Linked DNA regions of Mus musculus: region 2 is linked to region 1. Evidence: chromatin loops called from intact Hi-C (ENCODE). Cell type or tissue: left cerebral cortex. All regions are shown on one strand. Each heading gives the region's core, and the rest is flanking DNA. Links, peaks and the distances in the headings are about the cores only.

What was found. Peaks named below come from ENCODE experiments on the same cell type or tissue, not always from the same donor. Only the 100,000 strongest peaks of a DNase experiment are listed, where the experiment ranks them.
Region 2: it touches region 1 in a loop (2.3-fold over the local background); 2 of 42 quality-filtered maps call a loop at or near these places.

Annotation. Positions count from the first base shown.
Region 1 is chr13:101,216,851-101,221,250 of GRCm38, reverse strand. No RefSeq gene overlaps it. Among named protein-coding and RNA genes, the nearest start is that of 5930438M14Rik, 13 kb to the left of the region's middle. In left cerebral cortex, for the core only: no CTCF peak of the experiment used is centred there; DNase peaks (open chromatin) are centred at 1,484, 1,863, 2,726 and 4,045; H3K27ac peaks cover 2,731 bases.
Region 2 is chr13:101,022,402-101,026,801 of GRCm38, reverse strand. The region is part of intron 1 of Gm41042 (a long non-coding RNA gene); the gene reads right to left. Among named protein-coding and RNA genes, the nearest start is that of Gm41042, 27 kb to the right of the region's middle. In left cerebral cortex, for the core only: no CTCF peak of the experiment used is centred there; DNase peaks (open chromatin) are centred at 543, 1,133 and 1,627.

The DNA.
Region 1 (4,400 bases), core at 239-4,238:
AATCTAAGAGGGTTAAAGCAAGAGAGCAGGTTAGAGGTATAGACCAGGCTACATCACTGAGTTTGAGTTTGAGCTAAAAGTCTAGGAAACTAAGGTACAGTGCAAGACAATCCAGATGCCTGTGCACCTGGCGCTTTCAATGTCCTCTCTTCTCTCTCTCCCACTCCCATGAGTTCAAATGCCTTCTGCATACTGCCACCCTCAAACCTCTCCACAGACCTGTTCATTTTCTACTGCAATCCTCTTTCCATTTATCTATTTGGCACATGCCCCCTCTACCTCCATGTAATAGACCAGCATCTCCAAGCTGCTCAGGTCTAAACTCTTGCTATTATCATTTCAGTCTTCATTCACTACACATCACATATCTACACTGGCCTCAAACTTAAACTTGGTTATTACCAGCTCAGCTTCCAAGACAAATCTCAGATTGGCTCCCTTCTGTGATCTTCACTGCTAAGACCCAAATTTACCTTCTTATACAGTCACCTCCCATTTTATTTCAAGACTCTACTTACCCATTTAATTTCAGTAGCTCTGTCCTCCCATTCTGTCCAGTACATCAATCATGGAGTCAAACCCTAAACATGTCATCCTATATCCCGACTCCACTAAATTCCCCACCTCTTCTGCTCTTCACTGTGGTCTGGTCACACTGGCTAGCTACATCCTCAGCAAACTAGTCTCATCCCTGGTTCCAGCTCAGTATCGTAGCTCTTGCTCAGAGTGCTCTCTCAGATTTGTGTGTGACTATCATCACTTGCTGCTGCGGTCTCAGCTCAGAGGGCTAATCTTTCTCGTTCCTACTTTCTCTGCAGCACCTCTTGGTGGCTGCCATTACTAACTTCTCTGTTTGCATGTGTATTTACCCCTACAAAAAACTGTAAATACCTACAGAAAAAAAAATCCCATTCCACTGCATTCTTTCCTCCTGAAAAATGCTGGACTCACCAGGCATTTAGCAAATACTGGAGAGTTATTGATAAGCAATAGAAACAGCCAGAATCAGATGTCTGAGTGCTCCTATTGCTGTGATGATCCAATCTTAGTCTTGCTTTACATCTTACCAAAAACAGGCCCGTTACCAGAACCTTTCCCTAGTTCACACACACACACACACACACACACACACACACGTGTGGTGTATGGGTACAGCATGTGATGTGTGGTTGTAGTGTGTATGTTGTATGGTATGTCTATGTGTATGTATATGTATTCTATGGTAGTGTGGGTGTGGAAAGTATAAACTGTGTGATGAATTTGCTTTGTGTAAGAATGTATGCTTGCATATGTGTGTGTGTGTGCATGTGTGTGCATCTGTGTGCATATGAAGTGACACGACATAATGTCTCTGAAATTCAATAACAGAAACTAAGCATTGGGCTGAAACCAGACCTATAGAGCTCTTTCAAAGAGATGCTCTTCATGGCCTACCCCATTAGTCTGCACTCTATGTGACTGTTTCTTTCGATTCTGTTCCAACAGCATCTGGCCACTCTTCAGTGAATATTTATCAGAAGCTAGCATATGCTACAGCATACTTGTTCTGCCTGGTTCTAATTCCTGTTTCTCCTTCAGCTCCTCTCGCCTGTAGCTTTGGTCTTTCAGGTCTCCATCAACTATTTTCGTGGATTTTTTTTTTTTTTTTGCCTCAATTATATTAGTGAGAAAATTCTTTCCGGGACTGTAGTTGATAGTCCCAAGAGAAAATCTAATTGAACTAGTTCACCATTTAAAGCGTGGTCATACATTTTTGGTCACAAAATAGCAGCCATTGGGTCAACAGCCCAACTCACAGAACCATCTGTTTCTGTACATGCAGCTGCTCCTGTGTAAAAGAGAGTTGGCAGAGCAGACACGCTCACACGTCTAGGGTAAACTTTAAGGGAGTGTTGGTACATTTAGGTCATGGAAAGAAACACATTTGGATATTTCAGCTGGAATTTTGCTATGTGATAGTTGCTTGTACCAACGGGAAGTTTGGTATCACTTAAAGGTTTCATATGCAAAAATTGATGTGCTTTCAATTAATTTTTGAGAAAGGTATGGGATAGATTGTAACAGGATGAAATTAGACATAGAAGCCAGAGGCCCATCAAAGTACCAACTGTGCACATGAGCAGTGCTTAGGAAAACTGATATCGCTGGGAGAGACACTGGCTTGAAGGAACGGGAGTGTGGCATCCACTTCATAAGACTCAATCCTGAGCCATACCAGCCCTCCACCCTGGCTTTTCTGTGTGTTGAGCAGCAGACTGGGGTATTGCAGCATTGCCTTGAGTGGTTCAGAAAGCTATTAGGATAGGCACAATTGTGTATGCATTTTGTATAGAGGAGGAAGCTTCCTACCAAAGAATAGAACACCTTTCCAAAGGTCATATAACCAGAAATTGCCAAGTCAGGATTCAAATTCATATTGCAAAACCTGCAAGGTTTGGAAGCAAGAACCTGAGGGGATCGTGAAATGAAAAAGCCTTCAAAACCAACACTCACGCTAAAAAAATAAAATAAAATTAAATTTAAAAAAAGCACACACATACTCAGGAAGAGGGACTGAGCAGGACTCAGTGATGAGACAGGTCTGACATGCAAAGTCAGATTATCTCATCATTAGAGGGCAAACAGCCTGATAGGCATGGGAGAGTAAGCCTGCCTGTCCCTAGGACACACCCTGAAGCTAAATGCCTGCAGCTGCAAGAATTGACAAAGGGAGGACTTGGCAAAGGGTAGCTTGCCTCCGAGCAGGAGGGGCGTGGGGGTGACAAAAACACCTTTCCAACTGAGGGAACCCCGCCCCCAAGACTTTAGACATTAATCTGGTTTCTGAAAAAGAAGAGTTAATCCATACCCAATGGTAACAAAAAAAAAAAAAAAAAAGCTCGTCAGTACCCACTTGTTATTTTTAGGCAGCAATATTTTTAATCCAGTTCTGCTCCCTACAAGGGACAGGAGAGCTTGAAGAACCCCAGGGACCCTCGTATCCACAAGTGGGGACAGAGTCAGTCACCGATTGTTGCACAGGAACCTATATTTCCCAGGCAGCTTGAGGCTGAGATAAGATCAGCCCCAGTTAAAGATTAAAAATATCTGCATACAAGCATGAATCCAGCTCTCTGTTGCAGATGGCACCTATTAAGGTTTTGTTTTCATTTTACTTTACATTTTTAAACTTTGTGTGTGTGTGTGTGTGTGTGTGTGTGTGTGTGTGTGTGTGTGTGTGGCACACAAGAAAATTTGTAAGAGTTAGACCTCTCTTTACATTATGTGGATTCTGGGAATCAAACCAGGCCCACTCCGCCATTTCACTAGCTACCAAGTTTCTGATGGACCTGTACAACAGATAAAGGTTTTCTATCTATATCCGTATGTATCAAAAATACAAAGAATACTCATCTCCAATACACCAAAAAGACGTCATCTGAGACCACCCTGTCCGCCATGTTCTATGTCAGAGAAGGGTAGCAACATAGCTTGGTGTGTATCTTAGTAAAGGTACTATAACACAATACCGGAGACTCTGAGGAGGGAGTTTATAACAACAGAGCTTTAGTCCTTACAATTATGGAACTTGGGATGCTCAAACCCTACTGAGGGCCCGTTCAGATGCCAATCTTCTCTGTCTGTCCTAACATGGTGAAAGAGGTAAGAAAAAGGGTGGGATCTCTTTGGTAAGTAGGCGAATCCCATTTATTACAGCCCCACACTCATCCCCCAATCATCCCCCAGCGCCCAGCCTCTGAATCTTTCATCATGAGAATTAGGTTAAACCTAGGTCTATAAATTGGAGAAGACTGAAAACAGCCTGCATCAGGCAGGACTCCCATTCTGACTCTCTTCTTCTCATTGTCAGAGCAGAAGCCATTGGAGTGGGAATGATTACCCTTTAAACGAGCTGTTAGTTTTATTCTAATCAGGGCTTTGGATGATGAAAAAAAGTCTCCTCAGAAAGGAGGCTGAGGGAAGAAGTTGGCAGAATTCCAGCAAACACAGGAATTTAAAAGAAAAAAAAAAATCTTACAACCTCAGTCTATTCGTTAGGAGGAAAGAAGATAGACTGCATTTTCAAGGCAGGGTGGCACCATTGCACAACTTGAGGTGTGGAGGTTACCATCCAGTTCGCAGTCTGCGTGAGCTGTTCTTGCTGGCATCGCACCATGCACACAACCTGTGCACCCAGACTTGGACAGATACGGTTTAGGGTTTCTAAGTGAGAAAAGCCACCTACAGTGCTTTCCACCCAGGAGTCACAATCAAAGTCAAACTTCTCACAGAATCAAGCCCTAAAGGATAACAATGTCCTGAATACGTCCAGGCTTCTATTTTACGGTTTTGCAAATGAGGCAGTTGAGTGCCTGAAATGTAATGTGTCTTGCCCAAAGTCAACAGGCCTGCGGGTAGAA
Region 2 (4,400 bases), core at 106-4,105, 190 kb after region 1:
CTATACAACTGCAGACTGTATGGTACTGATCACAAGTCTTGCTGTTGGTCAGTCTGAGTTGCCACTATTAAGCAATTGGATTTATATAAAGGAGAGAGAAACGTGGCTCTCTCGAAGATAATATTGTAGAAGGATAAGATTTGTACTGGGATTCAAAGGGCAGGTCATTTTTAAGTGAGAAAGAGAAGAAAGAAAGACTTCTCCGGTTGTTACACATATTGACCATTGGGAACCACAGCCCCCAGCTTTTGCCTCTCCATGCATCTCTGAGCAGTTCAATTGGTGTATGTTGAGTTTGAAGTTCCGGTGAAATATGTCTACCTCATGCTGGGAAAACTGAACTTGGAGCTTGGTCTTGAGACTTAGAACTGGAAATCTCCTGTAGAAAGTTGATGCTTGCCATGAACACTATCCAAGAATTTCTAGCTTCCTTAGACCTCAGCCTAATACCCTCCAGGATTGGTGCTTTCAGACCAACAATGGGATTCACAATGAGAACCCACACATTCCACCTCCAGCTCAGCTGAGCAGCTGCATTGCAAGAGTGGGTAGCATCAGACTGTTCCTTGAGGTGCACATGCCCATGCTTAGAGCACCAGAGGCTGGAGAACAGCTGACCTCACATCTCAGACAGTTCTAGTTTATTCCTCTGCTCCAGCATAGTTATTAATCATGCCCCATTCACTCTCCAAATCACCCTAGTTCAAATGACAAATTAGTCAGTCTGTAATTCCCCCAAATGACAAACTGCCCAAATAGCCAATTTCCTTAATGACCCATTCCTCAAATGACCAATTTACGTAATGTCCTTATGTCCTTTAACTTTCTAGTTTAGTCAGTTTTTATTTTACTTTCATAATACCACTTTTAAAATGTTTAAATAGTGGCTTGGGAGATAGGTCAGTCATTAAAGTCTTATCATGCAAGCATGAGGACCAGAGTGCAGTCTGAAGAACCCATACAAAGAAAAACTAGAAGTGGGAGCCTATGGGCATATGCTTAGGACACCAATACTGGCAGACAGAGACAGGCAGATTCCTGGAGTTCACTGACCAGACAGCATAGCCTACATTCTAATCTCTTGGCTGGTAGAAACTGCTGCCTCAAAAGACAAGCTGTACAGTTGTTGAGGAGAAACATCCAAAGTCGACATATGGTCTCCACCCATACATACAACCCACCCACACTTGTGCACACACACACATAATAAACCTTTTTTTCTCTTAGGTCTGTAACTCCACTTCCAGGAGATCTGACACACTCATACAAACATGCATGCAGGTAAAACGCCAATGCAAATGAAATAAAAGTAAATAATTTTTTTAAGTCTCCTAGCTCTCTAATGCTTGAGTTAGATACTTAAGCCGCAATCAATGCACAGCCCTGCCATGACCCCACTCCTGCCACCTGAGGACTGAACTGAATTCTGCACACCTTCTCCAGGAGGCACCACCTACTCCCTCTACAGCTCCCAACCCCTGCTACCCGCTAACCCATCGGTAGAACTCCATGAGCCTTCCACAGACTTCTAAGTATATAAAACAAGAACATAACTCAACAGAAAGTTTCCTGCAGAAGTTGTGCCCAGGCCTAGCTGAACCAGAGCTGTTTCTGATGACTCACACATCAACACTGAGTGGTTCCCAGATGAACCCAAATGCCATCTGCCTGGTGCAAAATGTGTCACATTAGGGTAAGAGTAAACAGAGATCTAAAACCCACTCAACAAAAGTGGGGCAGATATTCACACAAAGAAACACCACCATTGGCCTAACTCCAGATGTATAGGTCCCATCATATAAACAAGCATGAATAACCAGGGTAATATATAATATCCAGAAATTAGTACTACTTTAGTAATGTTCCCTGAGAAAAGCATCTTAGATGACACCCCAGACAATTAATTCAAAATAGCAATTATAAAGGAACACAAAGAAGAAATTAATTAAATACTGGAAGGAATATCAAAAAGCACAAACCACTGAATTAAATAAAGAAAAATCAAGATGAAAATAAGCATTTAATAAAATAAAAATTATAAGAGTAACTGGTGGCCTCACTGAGAATGGCCCCCATAGACTCATATATTTGATTACTTGGTCCCCAGTTAGTAGAACTGTTTGGAAAAGATTAGGAGATATGGACTTGTTGGAGGAAATGTGTCATTGGGGTGAGTTTTGAGGTTTCAAAAACCCACACCAAGCAGCTGGGGGAGCACCCTCATAGAGGCAGGGGGAGGGAAGATGGGAGAGGGGGCTTATGGGGAGGAAACTGGGAAGAAGATAATATTTGAAATGTAAATAAATAAAATAACCAATTTTAAAAATCAATTACAGATTTTTATAAAGCTATAACAATTTTCAGATCATAAATTAAAAATATTTAAAATCATATTAAATTTCTGGGGAAAAAAGCCAACACCATTTCCAGTTAGCTTGCTCACTCTGTCTGTCTGTCTATCTATCTGTCTGTCTGTATGTATGTATGTATGTATGCATGTATATCTGCCTCATGCTTATGGATCTGATAGAATTTCTGAAGAAAGCTCAAATTGACATGAAAATTTCAATGATTCAAGTAAAAAGGTAAATGGAAGGCTTCACTATTATAAAAGATCAAGTAAACCAAAAAATATCAGAGCTTAGCAAAGACAAATTGAATTAATTAGAGAAAATGATAGAAAACATTGAATCTTTTTTTAAAAAATGAACATAACATGCAGGAATTCTGAAACACTATAAAAAGAATAAATCTAAAAATAATAAATATAGAAGAAGTGAGTGGGACTCAGGTCAAAATATAGAAAATGTATTCACCAGAATCATACAAATTTTTCCAAATCTATGGAAAGAGATCAATATACAAAAGGCACGTGGAGTACCAAACAGACAAGACTAGAGAAAAAAAAAAAAAACTTCCCATTCTATGTAATAGTCAAAACACTAGATGTGTAGAACAAAGAAAGGATGTTGAAAGCTACAGGGGGAAAAAGACCAAGATAAAGGCATGTCTATTAGAATAACAGCTCATTTTTCATTGGAGATGTTAAAAGCCAAGAAGGGCTTAGACAGATGTTCTCCATGTTCTGAAAGACTACAGATACAAACCCAGGACAATATGCCTAGCAAAACTATCAGTCATAATCAAAAGAGAAGGAAAATATTCTATGGCAAAGGCAACCCAGAACCCAACACATTAATAGTAAGGGACTCTTAGGGTGTAGAAATTGGTGGATCTCTGAGGTTGAGGCCAGCTTCATCTACATAGCAAGTTCTAAGCCAACCAAAGCTATATTGTAAGACCCTGTCATTTTTTTTAAGTGATTTCAGTAGCCCAGATAGGCAGATTATCCAGACCAAAGAATGAACATAAAAATAATGGTTCTAAAGGCATCATAAATCAAATGTTCCTGATAGGAGCATCTATAGAACATTCCCTTCAAACACAGAAGAGTACATATTCCTACCACTGGCCAGTAGATCTCTAAAGTAGATTGCACATTGGAACATAAATAATCTCTCAAAAAAATACAAGAAATCTGAAATAACACTGTCTATGACCACAATGGAATAAAACCAAATATCAACAGCAGTGTGACCCTCAGAAAAACTGCAACTGAACTACATATACTTCCGGACGGTAAATGGATCACTGAAGAAATAAAAGGATTAATATTGGCAAACCCTTAGCCAAATTAACCAAAAGAAATAGAGATGGCCTAAATTGATAAAATGAAAAATGAGCTATGTCAAGATAATCGAATGAAATCTAGAGGATTTTAAGGACACATCTCCAAATCCTTTGTCCCACCAAAATGGAAAATCCAAAAGAAATGGGTGAATTTCTTAATACAGAGTTAAACCAAGAAAGAGTCAAAAATGTAAACCAAGATGGGATCAAAAGTTTAAATGAAGCTGATAGTGACCTGAAAGTTTCATCCCTTGTCACTAGCTTTCTTAGTACTGAAGGGAGCCATTGCCTCTACCGGGGCAGTAAAGCAATCAACACTCTTATCCAATGGTGAAGTTTTCAAGCTACGACAATGGCCAGCCTGAAAAGATACAGCCAGTGGTGCAAAGGTGGCAAAATGTTGTGAGAACTGCAGCGGCATGGATGATAAAAAATGCCCCCCTAGGCTCATCTATTTACTTAGTCCCAGCTGGTGGGACTGTTTGGAGAAGATTAGGAAATGTGGCCTTATTGGAAAAGATGTGCCACTGGGGGTAGGTCTGGAGGTTACAAAAGCCCATGCCATTCCCAGTTATCTTGCTCACTCATTCTATCTATTGATCCATCTATCATATATATTATATATGCCTCAAGCTTGTGGATCAGATTTAAGCTCTCAGCTACTGCTTAGTTCCATGCTTTCCTATTGCCCTGCTCCCTGCCGTGATGGT